2 separate regions of the Homo sapiens genome follow, and region 2 is linked to region 1. Evidence: read pairs that join two places in POLR2A ChIA-PET (ENCODE). Cell type or tissue: A673. All regions are shown on one strand. Links, peaks and the distances in the headings refer to the core of each region. The heading gives the core; the rest is flanking DNA.

The links. Peaks named below come from ENCODE experiments on the same cell type or tissue, not always from the same donor. Only the 100,000 strongest peaks of a DNase experiment are listed, where the experiment ranks them.
Region 2: POLR2A ChIA-PET joins it to region 1 with 5 read pairs; 2 of 35 experiments call an interaction of 5 or more read pairs at or near these places.

The regions. Positions count from the first base shown.
Region 1 is chr6:10,975,856-10,981,232 of GRCh38, reverse strand. It overlaps ELOVL2 (ELOVL fatty acid elongase 2), which reads left to right. Exons shown (of 8, transcript NM_017770.4): 8 at 1-474. Among named protein-coding and RNA genes, the nearest start is that of ELOVL2-AS1, 65 kb to the left of the region's middle. RefSeq lists an enhancer at 4,550-5,050. In A673, for the core only: no CTCF peak of the experiment used is centred there; no DNase peak of the experiment used is centred there.
Region 2 is chr6:11,109,115-11,114,491 of GRCh38, reverse strand. All of the region lies in intron 1 of SMIM13 (small integral membrane protein 13), which reads right to left. It overlaps ERVFRD-1 (endogenous retrovirus group FRD member 1, envelope), which reads left to right and starts at 2,767. Exons shown (of 2, transcript NM_207582.3): 1 at 2,767-2,815. In A673, for the core only: no CTCF peak of the experiment used is centred there; a DNase peak (open chromatin) is centred at 2,481; H3K27ac peaks cover 1,321 bases.

The DNA.
Region 1 (5,377 bases), core at 137-5,136:
AAAATACTTAAATACTGTAAAGCATATCTATTAATAATTCCCCCAATTTTTTAAACTAACAAAATGGAATGTTAACTGAATGGAATTAAACATAGCAATTGTCAAGCCATCAAAATTATATATCGAACCACTTAGGCATGTTACGGGGTAAAGTCCTCACCCCTGCATTTGAGAAATATTTTATTATTTTTATTTTAAGGCAAAACAGTGTTTACTGTGATGGGCAGAACAGCCTTTTGTATCTAGGAGTCCATTTGAGTTCTTTCCAATATTTCCATATCGTTCATAAATGTGTCTGGGGGCTTCCTTGTTTGGAAAATATGGATATCGCTTTGTTTTCCTTTGAAAGTAATTATATCTTAAGAACATAGTATCATGAATGGAGTAGACAGGGAGGCTGCAGAAGCCATTTCTCTTTGTAGATAAAAAGCATTATCTATGATTGTTGTATAATAAATTGATTTTTACATTAAATGCATGTTGCGAGTTTTATTTGGTTCAAAGCAGTTAAAATGTATGCCTGCATGGAATTCCAAATGACCTATCACTTGGGAGTTATTTTTACAATAAGGCATTATTTTAGCCATGAATTTTAGACATTTAATTCTTCTCTTGTTTCAGTGAGCAATGGATTATATCATTACCTTTACATTGTATTCATATACCAAGTTAAGCTGTTTCAAAAATGGCCATTCACTAGAAAAACGTAAGATTAGCAGAGGATATAAAGACGATAATTAATAAATTGCTATATAAAGCCACCTAGGGAGGAGCACTAGATTTGTTTGAGGAGAAATTTTTAGGCAGGAACGACATCGTGCAATGCCCTGAAACCCAGGATACAATTCACAGAGCACCTGCATGGGGAGAGAGGTGGTCAGCTCAGCTCGGGAGGAGATGTAGGTGAGTGAGGCCTGACTGTGAGGATGCCTGGGAGAGTTGAGGCGAGGGGCAGGACCACAGGTTGGCGTTTTGTCAGTGTAGAGAGTCGAGTTTTGAATGTGATATTAAGTATAATGAGACACAGATCCTAAAGAAAACTACAAAAGATGTGCTCAAAGTCTGATTAAAAAATTGCTTAAATTCCTGGATAGTGACAGGTGGGACAGGATAGATTTTAAGGAAGGGCAGGAGGAGAAGAGGGAATAGGAGAAGACCTTATTTTAGCTATCTGAATGGGGGCTAGAGTTTGGGGTGGGAGGTTAACGTTTTAGAGGAGCCTTCCCTTTGTTATTTTAAATGGTGGGTGGAACTTAATAAAACTTTGTGTTTAAAAATAAAAGATAAATCCTATGTCTCTATGGCAAGCCTAATAACTGTTGTCACAAACTTAAAGAGCTGCTTATTCAACAAGCGTTCACATCAATAAGCCTCTTAATTCCTTTATGCAAAGAAAAAATTCAGCATGTGTTTTTGTTACAGCAGGCTCTCTTCCAAGAAAAATTACATTCCCATATTTAAGGAAGAGTTTCTCTCCAGAGTATGCAAGGAAATAATCACTCCTAGGAGACTAACTACAGTCACCTCAGGATTCCCTGACCTTCAGTAAAACATGACTTTCAGTCATAGGGGGAAAAAGACTGAAAGCTATTGATTTGTAGGTCATTTTTCCATCTTCAATTGCACTGCAGAACACTGGAATAACACTGAGAGGACAAGGAAATCTGTAATCCGTACCCTCATTGAGCAATTGGTAAATGCGGTCATTGTGGATCTAACGAGCAACCCACCGGGAGCCTGTTCTGAAAGTGTCTGTGACCACATTTGGTAGGCTGAGGAAGGCGAAGCTTGTCACACATCCCTTGATGTTGCATGTGCCATGGTCTATAGCTACCTGGATGACTTGAGATGGGCATTTTCTCTTGTAGTTGCCACAATCACCATCACTCATCCTTTTTCTTTTTCTTTTTTTTGAGACAAGAGTCTCACTTTGTTGCCCAGGCTGGAATGCAATGGTGTGATCTCAGCTCACTGCAACCTCTGCCTCAGCCTCCCAAGTAGCTGGGATTACAGGCATGTGCCACCACTCCCGGCTAATTTTTTTTTTTTTTTTTCAATAAAGACAGGGTTTTGCCATGTTGGCCAGGCTGGTCTCGAACTCCTGACCTCAGGTGATCTGCCCACCTCAGCCTCCCAAAGTGCTAGGATTACAGGTGTGAGCCACGGCACCCGGCCCATTCATCCTTTTTATTCAGCCTATTAACCTGGCTGGCCCCTGAAGGCATTTGAATTTGTGATGCCTATACATTGAACAACAAAAGGAGAAAGTCTATATAGAGTTTCGCCTGGGCCCATATGATATACTTACAGGGAGATGAACACAGACTTACCGGCAGTGGCCCTAGAAACAAATGATAGATGTTGCAGATTTCTCTGAGACTGAAGCACTGTACGTAAGACAGCTCATGTAGAACCAGCTCCTATTCTTTTCAAGCTAGTTTAGACCTATGGAGTTTGATAAACTCTGGAAATAGTTATATTCAGTCTAAAAATTCATCAAATCTTGTCCAGCACTACGTATCGTGTTAGGGATATAGAATGATCTAGATGAAATATCTGTCCTCAGAGTTCATAGTCTAATAAAGTAGATAAACATTTAGCTATAAAATAAGTATTGAGGCCGGGCACAGTGGCGCACGCCTGTAATCCCAGCACTGTGGGAGACCAAGATGGGCAGATCACCTGAGGTCAGGAGTTCGAGACCAGCCTGGCCAACATGGTGAATTCTCGTCTCTACCAAAACTACAAAAATTAGCCAGGCGTGGTGGCCATGCCTGTAATCCCAGTTACTTGGCAGGCTGAGGCAGGAGAATCACTTGAACCTGGGAGGCAGAGGTTGCAGTGAGCCGAGATCACGCCACTGCACTCTAGCCTGGGCAACAGAGTAAGACTCCCTCTCAAAAAAAAAAAAAAAAAAAAAAAAAAAATATATATATATATATATATATATATATTGCCAGAGAAACATTCCTAAAGGAAGTAATGCCTGAGGTTAGTTTTGACGGGTGAAGAGTTCAAATAGACTTCAAAGAAAGTGGTGTCCCAGAAGCCAAGGAAAAAGAGAATATTTAAACAGAGAAAAACGCTGCAAGGCAGCAAGGTGAGCAACTAGTGAAGGCGTGGGGGGGGAAGGCACTGAATTTGGCCCTTGGGAGGCAGTTGGCAGATTACAGGGGGCTTTAGAATGAATGGGAAGTCGAAGAAAAACAATGATGAAGCAAGCCATATGAAAATCCTTCTGAAGAACTAGGGATGTGAAGGAACAGTTACAGTAGTTGCTGAAAGGGAGGAAGAGCTAAGGGGTGTATGTGTTGAATACTTTCAGGAGCATCTGAGTGACTGCAGCTGAGATGGAGGAGGAGGAAGCAGTAAGAAAGAAGCCGGCCCCTTGCTCAGCTCATGGGGCTGGGGCAGGGGATGCTTCAGGTGCCTTTGTCACCACAGGGAAAAATGCCCACAACAACATGCTGGCGAGACTGCAGAGAAAAGGGAATGCGTATACCCTGTTGGTGGGAATGTAAATGAGTTCAGCCCCTGTGGAGAGCAGTTTGGAGATTTCTCAAAGAACGAAAACCTGAATTACCATTCAACCCAGCAATCCCACTACTGGGTATCATCTACCCAAAGGAAAATAAATTGTTCTACCAAAAAGATACCTGCATTTGTATGTTTATCCAGCACTATCCACAATAGCAAAGACACAGAATCAACCCAGGTGCCCATCAACAGTGGATTGGATAAAGAAAATGTGGTATATATACACCATGGAATACTACACAGCCATAAAAAAGAATGAAATCATATCCTTTGCAGTGACATGGAAGCAGCTGGAGGCCATTATCCTAAGCAAATTAATGCAGGGGCAGAAAACCAAATACCGCATGTTCTCACTTATATGTGGGAGCTAAACCTTGAGTGCACATGGACATAAAAGGGGAACAATTGACACTGGGGACTCCAAAAGGCAGGGGTGGGGGAATTGAAAACCTTCCTATTGGGTACTATGCTCACTATCTGGGTGACAGGGTCAACAGAAGCCTAAACCTCAGCATCACACAATATACCCTTTAACAAACCTACACATACACCCCCGAATCTAAAATTTAAAAAGTTCTTAAAACCATAGAGTTCAATAAAAACTTAATACGATACAGGAAAGAAGACCCTTCCCTATAGTCATCTATGGCCTCTAGCAAATCCCCCTGAAAGCAGTCTACTAGAGCCCTGAACCCTGCAAAAAAACTGGCCTCGGTCTCTGTCACAGGAAGAAGGTTGGGGAAGGAGTCAAGAGGGGAGGTTGGTTCACGCAGGCCTGGTTGGCTGAGGTTCCAAGTGCAAAAGCCAGGAGTTCATCTGCTGCCTGAGGGCAAAGCAAATCCTCAGGGGAGCTGCTCGGAGGATGGAAGGTCAGAGCACAGAGGAACACCTAAAATGACAAATGAGGCTGAGGCCACAGATGGCAACAGAGTCTGCTGGGGTAGCTACAGGGCTGTTCCCGGCTACGAGTGAGTCAAAAAGGAAGGGAGCCTGAGTGTAGGGCTGGGAATGGGCCCAAAGGCTGGCTCAGTCCCCAAGGTCAGGGTGAGGAAGCTGACGCTGCTCTTCTTCCCCGAGGGCTGGATGTCAGCATCTCCAGGATGCCTCCTGGTCCAGCCTTCTCTCCGTGTTGCCTGGAAAAGCACATCGATTCCTGCATCCTGCCACCCCGCCCTGCCTTTTCAGGCCAGGGGAGCTCACACACCACCTGGCACAGCACTCCCCAGGCTGTTTTCCTGTTTCTCTGTCTAAGTGTTGGACTGATGTCTGTCTCCCCATTAGACTGCCACTCCTTGCAGGCAGGGGCAAAATCACATTGAATCCTTGGCACCCAGCACAGCACATGGCACACAGGAAGTGCTATAAGGATTCGCTGAAGAAGACAATGTGCAGTAGAGCCTCTCTAGTATTTCCAAAGAGATGTCCCCAATATCTCAAGCTCATGGTTTTTGCAACTTCCATCAACCCATCCTCAAAATTAGCTCTTTAAATCTTACACCTACCATAGCCTCTCATCTCTGTCCCCTCTTTTTCATTCCCAGTCCTATTTTAGTTGAGGCGTTTATTGTAACAGTAACCTCCCACAGTGTACTGAATGCAGCCTTCATATTGCTACCAGATTAATCTTCCAAAACCACTGTGCTCCTGATGTCTTCAGTGGCTTCTTCTCACCTACAGAATAAAGTCCTTCTAATCAAGCTGGTAAAGACACTTTAGTTTGGGCCTAGCTAAATTTAATTCCCACTAATACTCCATAGTATTATGGCCTCAAACAAATTCTGCATTTTTCTTCTCTGTTCTTATATTCATGAAAGCATCTCTTTCCTAATCCTAGAAAAAA
Region 2 (5,377 bases), core at 296-5,295, 130 kb before region 1:
GAAACAGAGGGGAAGTTTTCTTCCTAAACTTGATAAAGAATATCTATTAAAATCCCACAGCTAATAATTTATTTAATGGTAAAAGGCTAAATATTTCACTCCAAAAGATCAGGGAGGAAGGTCTGCTCTCACTCCTTTCTTGCAACATTATAAGGCCCTAGCCAGTGCAATGAGGCAAAAGCTAAAAGACAAATGTACACATTGGGAAGAAAAGGTAAAACTACCTTCAACTGCCTGTAATCCCAACACTTTGGGAGGGCGAGGCAGGTAGATCACTTGAGATCAGGAGGTTGAGACAAGCCTGGCCAACATGGTGAAATCCCATCTCTACTAAAAATACAAAAATCAGCCAGGCGTGGTGGCGCGCACCTGTAATCCCAGCTACTCAGGAGGCTGAGGCAGGAGAATCGCTTGAATCCTGGGGGCAGATGTTGCAGTGAGCCAAGACCGCGCCATTGCACTCCAGCCTGGGCGACAGAGTGAGATTCCGTCTCAAAAAAATTAAAAAAAAAAAACAAAAAGAATAACTTTATATGTCATACCTTAAAAACTTGATAAGAAGGACTTATCAAACAATAACAACACAAAACAAATGACATTTAAAAATAAAAAGGCAGCCGGGTGCGGTGGCTCATGCCTGTAATCCCAGCACTTTGGGAGGCCGAGATGGGTGGACCACCTGAGATCAGGAGTTCGAAACCAGCCTGGCCAACATGGTGAAACCCTGCCTCTACTAAAAATACAAAAATTAGCTAGGTATGGTGGCACATGCCTGTAATTCCCAGCTACTGGGGAGACTGAAACAGGGCAACCTTTTGAACCCAGGAGGCGGGGGCTGCAGTGAGCCAAGATTGTGCCACTGTACTCCAGCCTGGGCAACAAAGCAAGACTCCATCTCAAAAAAATAAAAATAAAAAGGCAAGCTACAGAATAGAAGAAAATACTTGCAAAACATATCTGATAAAAACAAACAAAAAAAACTTGTATCCAGAATAAAGAATTGTTTACAACTTGATAAAAGTAACACAATTTTTTAAATGAGTAGAAAAAACTTGTAAAGATGATTTACACAGAAGGTAGAAAGAATGGCAAATAACACATAAAAGATGCTGAAAATAATTAGTCATTAATGAAACAAAAATCAAAAGCATAATACCCATCCTCTAGAATGGCTAAATTAAAAACAGACAATACCATCAAATGTTGGTGATGGATGCGGAGTAACAAATTCTCACTCATGACTGCTGGCAATGCAAATGTTTGGCAGTTTCTCAAGAGAAATGAAGTTACTCAAGAGAAATGAAAACATATGTCTACACCAAGATTTGCAACTGAATGTTAATAATACTACTAACTACTAATACTACTACTACAGGCTCACGCCTGTAATCCCAACACTTTGGGAGGCCCAGGCGGGTGGATTACTTGAGGTCAGGAGTTCGAAACCAGCCTGGCCAACATGGTGAAACCCCGTCTCTACTAAAAATACAAAAAAATATATAATAAAATAAAATAAATTAGCCAGGCATGGTGGCAGGTGCCTATAATCCCAGCTACTTGGGAGGCTGAGGCAGGAGAATTGCTTGAACCCAGGAGGCAAAGGTTGCAGTGAGCCAAGATCATACCACTGCACTCCAGCTTGGGCGACAGAGCAAGACCCCATCTCAAAAAAATAAATAAATAAAACAATAATAATACTAACAGCCAAAAGCTGGAAACCACTCTCATGTCCATCAATGAGTAAATGGATAAACAAATTGTGGTATATCTATACAATGGAATACTCTTTCAGCAATACAAAAGAATGTATTACTGATATACACAACACAAATAGATTTCAAAAGCATTATGCTAGCAGAAAGAAGTCAAACACAAAAAGCATGTTGTGTGATTTGATTTACATTAGAAAGGTAAATTTATGTTTATGGAAAGCAGTTTGGGCCAGGTGTGGTGGTTCATGCCTGTAATCCCAGCACTTTGGGAGGCCAAGGACAGCAGATCACTTGAGGTCAGGAGTTCAAGATCAGCCTGGCCACCATGGTGAAATCTTGTCTCTACTAAAAATACAAAAATTAGCTGGGCATGGTGGTGCACACCTGTTAATTCCAGCTATTCAGGAGTCTGAGGCACAAGAATCACTTGAACCCGGGAGGTGGAGGTTGCAGTGAGCCAAGATTGCATCACTGCACTCCAGCCTGGGAGACAGAGCGAGGCTGTCTCCAAAAAAAAAAAAGCAAGCAGTTCTATCAGGAGGCCATTAGGTTAAGCTGGTTCTGTTAGAGTAGGTAGTCAGGCAGACATGAGCAGGGCAGGAGAGGGCCCCCAGCTCAGGAATGTCAGGCGACCATCAGGTGATGATCAGGCGGTTGTTACACTGTTTCTCTAAAATAATAATAATGGGTTGCAGCCAGTACCAGGGAAAGACAGTCTCCCAAAAGACAGGAAACACCGGAAGCTGGTGATCAGCAACTTCCTGATAAGATCTCCGAAGCTGGGCAAGTGGGCTCAAGCATGCGCACTAAGAAGCAAAATGACAGTTTAACCAGTATGTGACCTTCCTCTAGGAACACCTGACTGATAAGGGAAAAATGTCTCAAGAAAGCATGCGCACAACTTCAGTAAACAAATGCACATGTGGCTCCTCCCAAGTGCTGACAGGCCACTGCACAGCAGACAGCCCACCCCAAGGAAAAAAATCCAAGGAGGAGAAATGGAAACCCCGGAACCATGCCGATGTATAAAACCCCAAGTCAAGGGCTGAACAGGGCACTTGGATCTCTCAAATGGTGCAGTGACTCGGATACCTTCCCTAGTGGTAAGACACCTCTACGCCTTGCCTTCTTCGGCTGGAGGCGTTCAACCCTCGTACGTGGTTTCGTTCTCCTCTTTCACTCTCCTGCTTACTAACCTACCCCTGGAACGATTCCTCTCAACCACAGTGGCTCTGCTCCCCCTGGCTGCTCTCTCTGCTCACCCCGAAGGATGGCTTGCAGGGGTGGGAAGGACCTTGGAGTCTGCACTAAGTAGACCTGAGACACTAATGGCCCCCCCAGACAGGAGGCTGATGAGAGCGGTAGGGCTAAAACCTACAACCATGTAGTATCTGGGGTTTCCTCTGCTTTTTCAACTAAAATCAGCTCTTTCCCAAAAACCCACCACCACCTATTTTCCTTTCTCTGTATGTATTCCAAAATGACCTCGCACACCCATTGGACCAACTGCCTTGGGGGTAAGTCTGTCTTTTCTCTGTTCTTACTTTGCATGCCCTGCAACTTTCTTCTCTGCCTTAAACACACATTCCCTATTTGTTATTCATGCACCCGCAGCTCTTGCTGTGTTAGCCTGGCAACCAAGAGATGGACTCCCTTACGGATGTCCCTTGATATTTATACTTGTTACCCTACCAGCTCGGATGACCTCCAACCCTTTCCCTGTCTGTTGGCTCACTGCCGGGATAGACACTAATCAGAACCTTAGCTCTGTCAGCTCCTTATGACTTACCATATGCTTTTCATCCCTGTTATGCTCCAGGGCCATGTTTCTCCCTGGCTTTTGAATGGTTTGCTTGCTTGCATAGGACCTCACTCTGTAGCCCTTAAGGACCCCACCCACTCGCTTTTTTTCTGAGTTAGCACCCCTTTGTGGGGAAGGAAAATTCTCTGCCGTTTGCAGGGTCTTATCCCAAACACCAAGTCCTCCAGAGGTTCCTCCTTTATATCAAGAGGGCAAATAAACGTTGCCCTCTCAAATCCAAGGGCTGCTGTTTCTGCAAACATATGAAGGCTTTCCATGAGTATTCCTCTTGCTTCCTCCCGCTTTCTCCTGTAGCAGAGGGATTGTTCTACCTCGTTAAGCATTTGTTCTGCATGTTACCCTGGGAGGATGAAGAATCCCAAATACAAATTTTCCTCCATTCCTCTAATCACCTCCAGGCCCTTCTCAATATGTATCAGGACCTTCAAAGTTATATTTGAAGGGAGAGAAGTCCAGCCCCCTTGCAGCAATTGGCAGAAAAACAGGCTTCTCGTCTTCTTAAAGAACATGGGAAATGAGAATCTGAGAAGAGATAATCATTCTGTTGCTAGAATGCTCTGAACAAGGGTCACTATAAGGTCATGGAGACAAGGATATAGGACAGCCCAAGGAGGCAGATGCAAGAGACCAAAGTACCCATAGAACAGAGATGAAGACTAGTTCCAGGCTACAAACACAAAACAGATTACCACTGCAACACAGATGAAGGCTGGTCCAGAAATGGGATGGGATCAGGGTAGGGGTACCCAGTAAACACTGGGTTCATTCCAGAACCCCTTGGATGAGTGGGAGGGCACCCTGTTCACTGTAGTCTGCCATAGGCACAGGATTAAGAGAACAAGGGGAGATGCCCTCTTCTCGCCTCTGTTCTTTCTTTACAAACGGGTAATTGTGCCTCAATAAAACAAGATGGGACCAAGGTTAGGGGTACCTGGTAAGCACTGGTTCATTCTGGAACCCCTAGAATGAATGGGGGACACTGCCATACGCAAAGGAAAAATGGATGAATGGGGTAATGCCCTACCCACTCTGGTCTGCTGTAAGTTCAGGAAAAAGACAGTAGGGAAATTGGAGGGGTTGCCTTCTTTTTCTCTTCTCTCCTCTGTTCTCTCTGTGGACAGGTAATCAAGTCTCTGTACCACAGGACACACTACTAGGATACATCCTCAAGAACTGGGAAAAGTTTGACTCCCAAACCCTAAAAAGGAAAAGGCTAATATTTTTCTGTAATACAGCCTGGGTTGAATAAAAGCTCTAGGACCAGGAATCTTGGCCAGAAAATAGAAGCACAAATTTAAATATGATCCATCAACTAGATTTGTTTTGCTACCACCAGGGAAAATGGACAGAAATCCCCTATGTGCTGGCCTTCATGGCCCTAAGAAACAACCCTGACCTTTGTTGGGCTTGTAAAACAGATCCATGGCCATAGTCATGCAGCCCCTTCCCATTGGTTCAGAAGGCCCCTCATCAGGTTTACCCAGAGCTCAAGCCCCATTGCCCCTTCTACCCAATTATATCGAAGTCTCCCAGAAGCCTTCTCCTCCCTACCCAGGGCCATCCTCTGGACACCACCTCCTTAAGTTATGCCCCATTCAGGAGGTTTAGTGGTCCCAGTGGACCCACTGGAGTCCAGACTCCATTCACTGTGCAAGACCTGAGCCAAATTAAAATGGAACTAGGGAAGTTTATGGAGGACCCTGACAAATATATCAAAGTGTTTTATAAACTGGGCTTAACATCTGAACTCACCAGGAGGGACCTCTCAGTCATACTAGGGCAAACTCTGCCTAAGGGAGAATGTGACTCCATTATGGTGGCGGTCCAACAATTTGCAAACACA